Linked DNA regions of Homo sapiens: region 1 is linked to region 2. Evidence: chromatin contacts called from ENCODE Hi-C or POLR2A ChIA-PET data. All regions are on one chromosome and are shown on one strand. Each heading gives the region's core, a stretch centred on a gene start or an enhancer-like site at or near the end of the contact. The rest is flanking DNA. Distances are from core to core; before and after follow the strand shown.

What was found. A loop is a pair of places that touch in the nucleus more often than their neighbours do. ChIA-PET counts read pairs that join two places held with the same protein, here RNA polymerase II (POLR2A).
Region 1: a map of IMR-90 shows a loop between it and region 2 (2.0-fold over the local background). The contact joins two enhancer-like sites. A Hi-C loop is called at or near these places in 1 of 168 maps with a recorded cell type or tissue (IMR-90). POLR2A ChIA-PET finds 5 or more read pairs at or near these places in 2 of 52 experiments (OCI-LY7 and activated T-cell).

What each region holds. Positions count from the first base shown.
Region 1 is chr10:51,936,040-51,943,065 of GRCh38, forward strand. The region is part of intron 5 of PRKG1 (protein kinase cGMP-dependent 1); the gene reads left to right. Among named protein-coding and RNA genes, the nearest start is that of CSTF2T, 240 kb to the left of the region's middle. Within about 2 kb of position 1,897, at least 2 of the 41 ENCODE cell types and tissues checked have a DNase peak (open chromatin) inside an H3K27ac peak, as active enhancers do.
Region 2 is chr10:51,891,243-51,898,013 of GRCh38, forward strand. All of the region lies in intron 4 of PRKG1 (protein kinase cGMP-dependent 1), which reads left to right. Among named protein-coding and RNA genes, the nearest start is that of CSTF2T, 200 kb to the left of the region's middle. Within about 2 kb of position 4,114, at least 11 of the 41 ENCODE cell types and tissues checked have a DNase peak (open chromatin) inside an H3K27ac peak, as active enhancers do.

The DNA of each region.
Region 1 (7,026 bases), core at 647-3,146, 43 kb after region 2:
TTTTATTGAATGGCAATATTTGTTCAAGGAAACTGGATCTTCCTTGTTTCCCTCCCTTTTTAAATTTCTAAATTTAAATTCTGTTTATTCAGCCTTGTCAGAATCTCACAAATATTATCCCTTCTGTTCAATCTAGTGTGGGCTGGGGGTTAGGTGCCTCTTTCCATGTGTTGTCTCAACAACTGATTTATATCTCTATCATAGCAATTTATGTGCCATTATTATGAATCCTTAATTTTATTTAACTTTTTTCCCTGTTGCTGATGGCCTCCTCGAGTCCTGGAACATTTATTTCTCAATTCACAGCATTTATAACATTTCTTTCATATAATGCATAACTAAACCACAAATGAATAAAGTTAGTAGTGCAGAGATGCTGACAATTAAAGCTATGCCTGATAATTTTGTTTTCTGAAAGTAAATGACAATGTCCTTAAATTTTCGACAAGGGGCTAACTGGATTTGTACCTAGAGGTAGTGAAATGATCTGTGTAGGCATAGTACTGGATTCTAAGGAATGAGTCAACAGGACTTGTGAAAAATCTCCCATTTCTTGCATCTTATATCTTTGATACTTCCATTTATCATGCTGGGGGTAGAGAGTATGAGAAAAGCTAAAATTATAATTTTTTGTTTGTTTGTTTCCCAAGTGTACTTGTTATGATGCTGGCTTAAAAACAATTTTTTTAAAAATTTTTTTGCTTGCATAAACACATACTTGGGCAGAATCAAAGGAAATGACAAATAGAATTTACAATTCTTAAAGATTTTCTAAATGTATGTGAAATATGCATTCCTGGTACAGAAGCTTATGACATTCATATTAGAAACAACCCATTTCTCCTGAATTCTTACAAACTTTTTAGATGACAGTTCTCATTTTGTTTTTGGGCTTTCTTGGAGGAATTGATATAGTTAGAAGAGGAAGTATAAGAGATTTATGAGAAGATTTTCATAATGATTCACAGAAATTCAGAAAGAATTATTTTGCTGTTTAGTTAGCAGGAGTGCCTTCTTTTAAAATTTAGCTTTACACTCTAGAGTTGGAAAACACTTTAAGAAAATTACAGAAACAAAGATGAGGTACTCTCAGTACCAGACCTAATGTCCATAATGCCATTTCTAGGTTTTCCAGACCACTTCATAGGACTTGATTTACAAGTATGAAATAGTTCTTCACATGCAAGCAGGGACTGTTGTATATTTCATATGATTTTATTGTGGCCATATTCTATGCCGCTATGAGCTCTTAGGAGGAAAGTCATTAAATAAACCGATTAAATAAAAAATAAATTAATATGAATCTGACTCTCTCTCCTGCAATGTTGGCCTGTTTTGAATGTTTAACCTAATTTAATATTTCCAGGGGCTTTAAGCTATTATGTGCTCTCAGAAAGAGCATATTGAAACAGGCCATGGTTTGTAAATCTTGGCAGATGTTTAAGAACTAAGTCTTTGGTTAGTCTGAATTCTTTTCGTTCCAGTCTGACTTAAGAAATCAGATCCAAGAGTTGTACATACCATCTGTATTCAAAGATTCTCTGAACTGCCTGTTTATTTACTGTTTAATTTTGTGGTAGTTTATCTAACTTCTTAGAAATAATACTTTGTTTTCCTTTTTATGTTAACTAAAAATGAGAGACTTCTGGTCAGCATGCTAAGGATAGTCTCTACTCAGGAATATTTAAATGCCTGATTTCCACTGACTGAGAGTGCCAAAGTCCAAAAATTCATCCAAATACAGTAGTTCCCCCTTATCCACAGTTTCACTTTCTGTGGCCCGAAAATATTAAATGGAAAATTCCAAAAATAAACAACTTATAAGTTTTAATTTGCATGCTGGTCTGAGTAGTGTGATGAAAGCCTGAGCCCACACTGTTCCACTGAGTATGTGAATCATCCCTTAGTCCAGCATATCCATACTTATACGCTATCTGCCTGTTAGTCATCGACATCGTCCGCTCCTGACTTCCAACCATCAACATTGTCTTGGCTTCATGATCTAAAATCACCTGAAGCAGATGATCTTTCTTCTGACATGTCATCAGAAGGTCAATAGTAGGCTAATACAATGTTCATGATGCCTATGTCATTCACCTCTCTTCATCTCACATCATCACAAGAAGAAGGGTAAACACAGTACATTAAGATATTTTGAGAAAGAGACAGAGACCATATACACGTAAGTTTTATTAAAGTATGTTGTTAAAATTGTTGTATTTCTTATTAGTTATTAGTCTCTTACTGTGCTTAATTTATAAATTAAACTTTATCACAGGTAGGTTTGTATAGGAGAAAAGATAGTATATATAGGATTTGGTACTATCTGCAAGTTTTAGACAGCCACTGGGGATCTTGCAATGTATCCCCTATGGATAAGAGGGGGTCATTGTTGGCTTTTTATGAATCTGAACCTAAATGTGGTTTAGAGCAAGGTGGAAAGACATTTGAATTTTACTTTAAGAGGGCATTAATGTCATTCCCCTTCTTTAAAGTGATTGGAAACTACAATCTTAAGCATTCCTTTCTTCTTAAACTTTGTATGATCCTAATACATATGTCATTTTTATCCCTTTTCCTTCTTTCTTACTCACCCCTCTTCCCACTGAGAAGACACCTGCACATGTGATGTCCTCCAAGGATTGTGTGACATCAGGGGTATCCCTAGTCACATTTTAGTACTTCTCTGGAGTCAGAGTACCCAAAATCAAGTCCCACTTTTGCTATTTCCCTTCTAGATATATGACTCTGAGCAAACTGTTTAGTCTTCTAAAGCTTAGTTCCTTCATCAGGTAAAATGGGAATAATATCATTGTATGTACTTCAGAAAGTTTTTGCAAGCTTCTGGAAAGATTAAATAGAATATATTATTAATACTATTTTATCATTTGTATTATTTTTGCAGTGGACACTGATAGGGAAAGGGTATGTGGATAGACCCAGCAAGGAGAATGAATTTTATAGTGTATGAGTATGTACACTTTTAAGAAGTAAAGTCTAAAAATTCTTCTCGTTATGTGTTAGTGCTTGGTTCAGCTTTCCTTAGTTTATCCTATGAATCCTCTATTCTGTTTTGACCACTTCAGCTATTATCTTATTTTATTCTCTTAGTGTTGCTCCATTGTCACCACACATTAATTGCCAGAATTGAACATTATTTTGCATTATTTCCTTTTTTAGAATCTAAACTTATTTAATGTAATATTGCTACAATAGCTATAGCAGAACTCACACAGAAATTTTTATTTGCTGTAGAAAATATGTCACATACGGCCAAATTGAGAATCCTTCTGCCTTGTTGTGATTGGTACTGGATCCTATTTGGTTTTGTTGATTTTAAAACCATAATTAATTTTTTTAAATCCACAAAAAATAAAATCCACAATTGATTACAACCCTGAACAGATACATACAAACTCTGAAGGATGTAAAGAAGTAAAGCACAGGCTTAACATTGCTTTGCTTCTTTATACCATATTATTTATATAAAATCAAGAGCAAAGTCTGATCTCATTGTCAACTCTCTTCTTTCTTGATGAGTTTATAAACTTAATTTTTTTTTTTTTAATTTTGAGAAACACCACTATCTTGGTCATGTCCTTAACATGCTTTAACTTGTCTTTTTTGGCCTCTGGTAAGTACTTTAGGGAGTAGAGTCCTTAAATATGTTGAGTGGCCATGAAACAGCATTTTAACTTACCAGTGGGAATAATACATATATATTTGGTAAATGCAAGAGTACTATATAACTGTAGAAGAAAAATCTTTGATTTTCTCTCAAATCTACTAAAATGTGGTTTGCTATGAAAAGTTATGCTGATGAGTGATCCTGTTTACATTCTCTTAGTTATTCCTATAGGTGACTTAGATACTCAGAAAAACTGAGACTATTTGTTGAATTCCTAGAAAATTTAAAACATTCAATGAATGGAGTCTTTTATATACTTGATTTGTTTCATACTGCCTTTGAATTAAAATTAATGAAAAATTTCTATAGCCTTATAGCTGCCCCTAGTCCCCACCAGAAACTTAAAGAGTCAGGTAATTGGTCATTCTCTGTTGCTTTTAGCTCTATTCTTTTTTTCATGACTTCTCTTTATTCTTTGCAAGACAGGTATACCAAATATCCCCTGCTTTTTTTGGTTGGAGTGAAAAATAAGCCCTTGTCTTTTTTCCTTTTAAACATTTGGGACTCTGTCTTATTTATTTCAGGAAAACCCTTCTCTTATTTTGGGGATCAGCTTTCTACTGATAATCAGCCCTCTATTAATAATTAGCCCTCTACTGATGGTCAGTCCTCTACTGATAAATATATGATCCCAGGAAACGTACTTTTCTCCAAAGGTTAATCCTGGCTGCTCTTAAATAACTCTACTGCTATGGAAAAGAGAGACCCTTTTGATGTGATATGTGAATATAGGGCTGGGTCAAGGCCTCTGTTTATAGCTCTTGCCACTGGTACAAGTTTGGATACCTATGATGGCTATACTGGTTTTTCAAAGTTCAAGGAAAAATGGGCCCTACCTCTCATGTAGTGTCAGCCAGGGATATTTTTCACCAAAGCTGAGTGGGATCCCAGACATCAAGCTTTACAGAGTCATTTAAACATGCAAGTCCTGCCAGGCCATTCTGTTTCTGAGGAGTGAGGGGAGGGTTTTTTGGGACCTTCAAGCACCACTTCTCTTCAACTTTGCCATGTTATTACTTCCCTTAACTTTCGTCTTCTTCTCTCTCTTTTTTCTTTCACCAAAGCACCAAGCCCATAACCATTTCCTATTCTAGAATGAGTAACACATCCTTTTGAGGGAAAATTCTCATCAGATCACAGTAGATATTGTAATGATCATTATCTATATGATGAAAGTGAGAGATAGAACAATTTTACTTCTCAATATCCAAGTTTGGGGAACACAATCAAAGCTAGATAGAGAAAAGTATCAACTTACCATTGTAGTAATTCCATCTGTTCCCCTCTCTGCCACTTGTTACATAGCAAAAAAATCACTCTATTTTATTAAATTTCAGGATCCATCCATTGTAAGATACATCCTAATTTGAGGAACAATAAATCAAAAACAGAGCATCTTAGAATCAGTGAAATTTAGTACATAGCATATATGTATGGTTTAGGGATTTCTTTTCTTTTGTTCCATGTATTTTCTTATGCTTTCTTTTAAACAAATTTAAAATATTTGGAAAATGCAAAAGATAATAAGGAATAGTATAATGAACACTTAAGCACCAACTATGAGACTTAAGAAATAGAAGTTTATAATTAAAATTGAAACCTTCAGTGTATCCTCTCATGTACAATATTCTGTCTCAGTCACTGTAAGAAATTCTACATTGAATTTAACATTCACATGCTTTTATTTATATTTTGATCACACGTGCTTATGTTTTTTTATTATTTTATTTTATTATTATTATACTTTAAGTTTTAGGGTACATGTGCACAATGTGCAGGTTAGTTACATATGTATACATGTGCCATGCTGGTGTGCTGCACCCATTAACTCGTCATTTAACATTAGGTATATCTCCTAAATGCTATCCCTCCTCCCTCCCCCGACCCCACAACAGTCCCCAGAGTGTGATGTTCCCCGTCCTGTGTCCATCTGTTCTCATTGTTCAATTCCCACCTATGAATAAGAACATGTGGTGTTTGGTTTTTTGTCCTTGCGATAGTTCACTGAGAATGATGATTTCCAATTTCATCCATGTCCCTACAAAGGACATGAACTCATCCTTTTTTATGGCTGCATAGTATTCCATGGTGTATATGTGCCACATTTTCTTAATCCAGTCTATCATTGTTGGACATTTGGGTTGGTTCCAAGTCTTTGCTATTGTGAATAGTGCCGCAATAAACATATGTGTGCATGTCTTTATAGCAGCGTGATTTATAGTCCTTTGGGTATATACCCAGTAAGGGGATGGCTGGGTCAAATGGTATTTCTAGTTCTGGATCCCTGAGGAATCGCCACACGGACTTCCACAAGGGTTGAACTAGTTTACAGTCCCACCAACAGTGTAAAAGTGTTCCTATTTCTCCACAACCTCTCCAGCACCTGTTGTTTCCTGACTTTTTAATGATTGCCATTCTAACTGGTGTGAGATGGTATCTCATTGTGGTTTTGATTTGCATTTCTCTGATGGCCAGTGATGATGAGCATTTTTTCACGTGTTTTTTGGCTGCATAAATGTCTTCTTTTGAGAAGTGTCTGTTCATGTCCTTCACCCACTTTTTGATGGGGTTGTTTGTTTTTTTCTTGTAAATTTGTTTGAGTTCATTGTAGATTCTAGATATTAGCCCTTTGTCAGATGAGTAGGTTGTGAAAATTTTCTCCCATTTTGTAGGTTGCCTGTTCACTCTGATGGTAGTTTCTTTTGCTGTGCAGAAGCTCTTTAGTTTAATTAGATCCCATTTGTCAATTTTGGCTTTGGTTGCCATTGCTTTTGGTGTTTTAGACTTGAAGTCCTTGCCCATGCCTATGTCCTGAATAGTAATGCCTAGGTTTTCTTCTAGGGTTTTTATGGTTTTAGGTCTAACGTTTAAGTCTTTAATCCATCTTGAATTAATTTTTGTATAAGGTGTAAGGAAGGGATCCAGTTTCAGCTTTCTACATATGGCTAGCCAGTTTTCCCAGCACCATTTATTAAATAGGGAATCCTTTCCCCATTGCTTGTTTTTCTCAGGTTTGTCAAAGATCAGATAGTTGTAGATATATGGCATTATTTCTGAGGGCTCTGTTCTGTTCCATTGATCTATATCTCTGTTTTGGTACCAGTACCATGCTGTTTTGGTTACTGTAGCCTTGTAGTATAGTTTGAAGTCAGGTAGCATGATGCCTCCAGCTTTGTTCTTTTGGCTTAGGATTGACTTGGCGATGCGGGCTCTGTTTTGGTTCCATATGAATTTGAAAGTAGTTTTTTCCAATTCTGTGAAGCAAGTCATTGGTAGCTTGATGGGGATGGCATTGAATCTATAAATTACCTTGGGCAGTATGGCCATTTTCACGATAA
Region 2 (6,771 bases), core at 2,864-5,363:
GACAGGGTGAGACCTTGTCTCTACAAATAAATAAATAATACATAAAATATTCTCTACAGAGTGACCTTGGAATTCTGTACTATCTTTGGATCACACACTTCAATACATGAGTTTTTATTTATTAAGAGTTAATATTTTTGAACCTATATTTCCAAATTGACATAGGGAAAAAACTATTTTAACATCGAATAAGAACTTTGACTATATGACCTGAGTTAAATATTCCATCTCTCCCATTTTATTAAAGCATTTACTTCAAGGTCATATATTCTTGCATTTATTCTAAAAGGTGAAAAATTATGTCATTCAACAAACTTTGAGTATCTATCATTTACTAGGCATTAAGCTGAAGGAATTGGACACCGTACCTGACCTTAAGGTAATAGGAGCCTAGGACTGCGGTTGGAAAACTTTCCCGTAAAAGACCAAATAGTAAATATTATAGGTTTGCAGGTCATATGGTCTTTGTCGCAACGCAACTACTCACCTCTGCCACTGTACCCTAAAAGCAGACATAGATAATACACCAGCAAGCATGACTATATTTCAATAAAATTTGATTTACAAAAATAGGTAGTGGATCAGTGGACCATAGTTTGGTGATCTAGGGATGAAGCAAGACAGTTAATCACAATACAAGAACTTTGCCTTTGTAAATGCGTCTGTGAAGAATCTGGAGTGAGCAGGAAAAAGGGAAGGAAGGAAATTAGAGAAATTATCAAGCAAGTTTTCTCAGAGAAGATAATGGCTGAATTTTATCTTAAAAATATGGAGCAATTCACAAGGAGGCCATGCTAACTTCTATTTCATGTTAAGAATAGAGGCTATTGTAAATCTTGTCACCTCAGCCTAAACCAAAGTTTCCAAACTATGTAGTATGGAATTCCTCAATACGTTAATAGATATTCCCGAATAAAGGAGTTACCTGGTTGAGTAAGTTTGAAAAATACTCTTTTCCTTCTTCAATTAGCTTTCTCAGTGTTTTTAAATTTCTTTTAGCAAATAAAGACTTTAATAAGTCATGTAGTAAAGAGGATTTTTCAAATTTTTATAACTCAGAATTTTAAAATTTATTTATGGAGCCCTTCTCTTGATGTGGAATACCCATTAATGTATTTCAGAAATAGTATTTTGAATATTGTGGTTTTCAAGACAGTCATAAACTAAGGATTAAGAGTCCTAGACCCATTTATCTGCCCATATGTAGGCAGCAAGGTTTCAGAAGCACTTTAAACAGATGGCTTCCCATCATAGGAGTGTCCTGGGCAACAGGTGTCCAGCCTTTGGGAGATGAGAGGTTGAGCAAGACTCAGTCACCAGGGGTTTTGAAGTTTCATGCAGAACAAATAGCAAACTCACTTGCTGAACTGGAAAAATTATGAAATTATAAAGTGAGACAGTATTGCTCCCAAAGGGCGTTTGCTTGTCACAAGGATCAGGAATGCTATTGGTATTTCATGGGTAGAAATGAGAGATGATAAACGTTCTGCAGTACATAGGCCAGCCCTGCACATTGAAGATGTGTGCTGTCCCAAATGCCAATAGAGCCCCATGGAGAAACACTGTTGAAGAACAAGGAGTGGGGGATCACCTCCCAAGTTTCAGAAGACTGGGAAGAAAATTGGGGATAAACCTTATAGGCACATCACCATTAGTGCAGCCATTAAATATTTAAAAGGTCATACATTCCTTTTTCATTCTTAACAACCAGATGTAATTTATTTAATTCCATAAAAATGTATATGATTTTATTTTTGATGCAGGCATATGCAATTGTAAAACTTACAGAGCAAAGATCAGGTGCAGTGTGATCTTTTGAATAAGCCATTGCATTAGATGCTATTAAGCATTTCAGAGGCAATTTAATAAAGTGTGTGATTAGTGCCTCACTTCCTGATGGTCATTCTGACAGGAGCACCAGAGTAACCTGAGTGCTGATTTCAAACCTAGCCCTTCAGTGAGTTTTTTAGAAGGCTGCTGTAACAGCCTTTTATAAGAAAACTCTGTCAATAAATGTTTCTCTTCTGAATTCGTCTCAAGTAAATAGCCTCAAGGAAATATTCCTGTGGTTCCTGAAAAATAGCAAGCAGAAGATACTTTACACAGACCAGGGTAATCATAAATTTGGCACCTTTTTTGAAATATAAGATGTGCTCCCTCCTCTGGGCTGATGAAGCTGCTGTCAGGGCACAATGGGTGGCATACAGAGAGTGAATGGGCTGAATTTCAGCCCTCACTCAGGCCCCCTGCAGGTGCCTTTGTACATTTGCAAACTGTGTAATCCTGTCTAGTGACCCTGGGTCAGAACCACTGTTGCTTCATTGCATTTGGCTTTATTGCATATAGTCCTTCAATCTGAATGTTTTAAGTACCCACTACATGGCATGCTCTATATTAAGTATAGCATTACAGAAGCTAAATGACGTGTTCCTTTAATTGAGTGCTTACCCTACAGCAGCCCCTTGGCCAAATATTTCATATTTATTAATAATAACAACAACACCATGAGCTAAGTTTTATTGTTTTAATTTTCCAACTAAGGAAGCTTCTCGGCTTTAAGTATCTTGCCTGTAGTTACACAGCTAGGAAGGGAAGGTGCTGGGATTCAAAGCCTTTTTTTTCCCCTGATTCTAAGTGTCCTGTTACTATTTACTACAAAAGCAGGACTTTCAATGAATTTATATATTAGAGAGGAGACAAATATACCAACAGATGGTTACAATACAAGTGTAAGTGCTATTCAGGTGGGATGCCTACTTAGATGTAGAGAGAAAGTTGTCAGGGGCCAATTTCCAGAAGCAGTTGTCCTTGAGTTTTGAAGAAGTTTCTACAAACATATGGGAATCCAAAGGTTAATAAACCAGAATGCAGGCTGAAAAACTTGGCTACACTTCAGAAAATAAGTTGGAATAGGTTTGTGTGTTTTAGTGATTATTTTAAGTTATCATATACCAAATGAAAATAATTGACTGGTAAGGCTATCAATCTTCCTGCACGTTAAAATTATCTGAGTAGAAGAACAACATAAATGAACTTTGAAGACATTATACTGGATGAAATAAGCAGACACAAACGGACAAATATTGTGATTCTACTTCTAAGGGATACCTGCCATAGTCAAATTCATAGAGAGAGAAAGTAGACTAGTGGTTGACAGGGGCTAGTTATTCTTTAACAGGTACACAATTTCAGCTGGTAATGTTGAAAAAGTTCTGGAGACAGACAGTGGTGATGGTTGCATAACAATATGAATATTGTTAATGCCATTTAGCTGTATACTTAAAAATGGTTAAGATAGCAAATTTTATGTTAAGTATATTCTACAACAATTAACAAAATAGAGTGATTTCTTGGAACCTACCCTATGACCTCTTGAATCAGGGTATCCAATGACTTTACGGTTCGGAAACAACTGGCCCAGGACATTTTGACCAAAGATCTGTTATAAGAATCTGCTGAACTGAATTACATTAAAATGAAATCTGAAAGTTCATAGTTAGATATAGTGTAGTTTTAGAAGACGGTTTTAAAGACAACAGTTTTAGGATTTGTGTTGTTTTCATAACTGATATTTGTATAGTGATTTAATTTTAAATGTATTCTCTTCTATTATTTTATGGCAGCTATCTGGTATTGCTTGGCCTGACTTCTTATTTGTATGTTAGAGATGAGAACACTGAGTTTCAGTGAGTTAGTGTTGCCTATCTGTTACACATGCTGCTATAGTTACGATGATAAGGAAGATGCCTAACTGATGAGAATAGAACTCTTGTCTAAATGAGAATTATAGGGATAATAGAGAAAGTTCACAGATTTCTTTTTTGAATCATTTAAAAATTGTTATATTTGCTGCCACATTAAATTAATCATCTGGACTGAGACTTATTGAATGAATGGAGAGGTGTCGAAGAATTGAGTTTCCATGAGAAAAGGCATAAAGCTTAAGGCTTACATAGAGAAGGGCAGCGTTTGGCTGTTTTTCTTAGCAAGAGCAGGACAGAACTGGATGAGTAGTGAAGATGACAAAAGGCTCCTCTTTAGAGCCCTGTCCTTGAACTTTTCAGTTTCTTCTGGGTGTGTCCCTTTCCTCAGGGGGAATCAAGAGAATGTGTGTTGCCCAATCCCTTCTGGAGTAAGAATCAGGACCTTGGGATTTCTTGCCCACATGTTCCTGAGCTCACTTCCAGTATCTGCATGGGCCTGTTTCCCAGGCTTTTTCTTCCTGCCCTGTCATTTTGCCCAACCCATGTCTGAGCATTGGCCAAAAGGCCACGGTTTCTGTGTGTTTGGAGTGGACTGATTTTGGTAGACAAAGCTTGGCTGCACCGGGAACCAGAGTCCTGAAAATGCTAGGGATCCATCTGTAGGGCAGTTTATTCAAATATAAATTGTTAAAATATCTTCCCTATATTGTTCTCTTTTTCCTTTCCCAAGCAGGTGGTTAGGCTCTTTCCGTCTATTGGTCTCAGGGTTTTTGGTCAATACTAGAAGCGTCTAGAAGATAAGGTGCTTCTTATGTATTTTTAAAGCCTAGATTCATTGGAATCTAAGAGTGTCTGGAGTCAAATGGAGAAAGACAAGGACCTTGGAGAAATTTCCCCAAGAGTGGGTTTCTCTGCGTGCAATTGCCTAGAGAGGTTGACCTGAAGCACCAGAGCTCCCAGCCTGACAGAGGTTCCCTTTCTCCTCTGTGCACACAAAAGCAGAGAGCCATTGGACTCCAAGGGCCCCTTGTGACATTGATAGCAGGGAAGTTAACAATTTTGCTCCCCACCTTTTGGACATGACACGCTTCCTAGATTCAGGTAGGACCTTGAGGAAGAGTTAAACAATGAATGTGATTTAATATCTTCCTGAAAAAGAAAGGCTGGTACTCCAAATCAAACACATATGATTTGATTTTAAAAATGAAGAAAAGGATATTTCCAGCACTCTTTGAGTCTAGACTGAGGTTCATATCTGATGTACTAGAAATTTGTTTTGATTACTGAAGGTCTTAAATAATAACAGCATTCAGAACATTTTGCATATACTGTATCATAATTGTGGTAGCTGCTGAACTTTATTAAGCATTTATTATGTGCCAGGTACCTTCTTAATATGTCATACCTACTATTTTTCTTGTGTTTGCCACAACTCTATGCAGAAGGTGATATCATCTTATTTTTGAGGTAAAGAATCTGAGGCCTGGCATGGTGGCTCATGCCTGTAATCTCAATACTTTGGGAGGTTGAGGCAGAAGGATCACTTGAGGCCAAGTGTTCGAGACAAGCCTGGGTTCATAGTGAGACCCTGTCTCTACAAAAAAATAAAATAAAAATTAGCCAAGTGTGGTGCAATGTGCCTGTATTCCTAGCTACCCAGGAGGCTAAGCTTAGGTGACAGAGCGAGACCCTGTCTCTTAAAAAAAAAAAAAAAAAAAAAAAAAGAAAAGATTCTGAGATGCAGAGAGGTTACATAACTGGCCAAAACATAGTTAATAATTAGTAGCAGAGCCTAAACTTAACCCGATTTCTTTTGATTCTAAAACTCATATGCTAACCCAGTATACAATTCTCCAGTATAAGGAGTTTAAACTTTTATCACATATGTAATAAAAATACAGTATATTTTGTATCTCAGGAGTGGTTTGCTTTATTTAAAGTATTTTTATGTGAAAATAAATTTGAATTCTCCTAATCTGGCAAGATAATAGACAGCTATTAATAGGTTGTGGCCATTGCGTGATAAGGGCTAAACATTGCTAAAAGAAAATAAATCTGGCAGTGATGTGTAAAGTAGATTGAAGTCAGATGTGGGACAAGAAACTAAGAGAAGAAAGACCAGTTATAAGACAATTGCATAATAGACTGAACCAGGATAAATGCCAAATCATCCAGTTAAGGGAGAAAAGTATACTTGATGCAGAAAATGTCTAATAAGCTTGCTAAGGGGAATAATTAGGTAGCTATAAGGTTGAGGACCTTTAATCCTTCATCAATATGGATTGATTTTTTTAGTAAGTCCGAGATTTCTGCTTTTATTCTTTTATTCTGTAAGGAAGTCACTGGCACAGAAATAAACAATACTTGTCAATGTTGGTGGCACTAATTTGATGCAGAGATGATTTCTTATATGAGAATCAGAAGGCTACTCTTCTCCATATGCTTCCCAGAGATAATTAATATAACTCTGTATGCTTCTTCCTAGGTAGAGGACATTGTTGAACTATTTGCAGATTTCTGTTTGTTCAGATGTTTTGGCTTATAGATATGGGGCTAAATCTGATATTCTTTGGTTATATTTTAAAACTATAATCTTTTGAAAATATCAAACCCTTTATTACTAACTTAGAAAATAACTCGCTTATTGAATATTTAAAAATTAAATTGTTTTTATTGGTTCCTTTCAACCACAAGGAGCCATCCTTGTCTCTTCTCTTCTCTTTCATTCCACATTCAGTCTACTAGGAAATCATGTTGCTTCTGCTTTCAAAATATAACAGAGCCCAGCTGCTCCTCATCTCCTCCTTTGCTTCCATGCTGTCCAGCCCTCCATCCTCTGTCATGCAGTGGACTCTCATCTGGTCTACCAGCATCCCCTTTTACTACTTTACAGTTTATTCTCCCTAAAACTGGCAGAAGGATTTTTTTTTTTCATGTGTAAATAAGATAAATCACACCTAGACTGAAAATCCTGCAATGGCTCTACATTTCACTCAGAATAAAGCTAAGCTCTTACAATGATCTATAAGCCCCTTTGTGACCTGACCCCACCCTTACCTCTTGATGT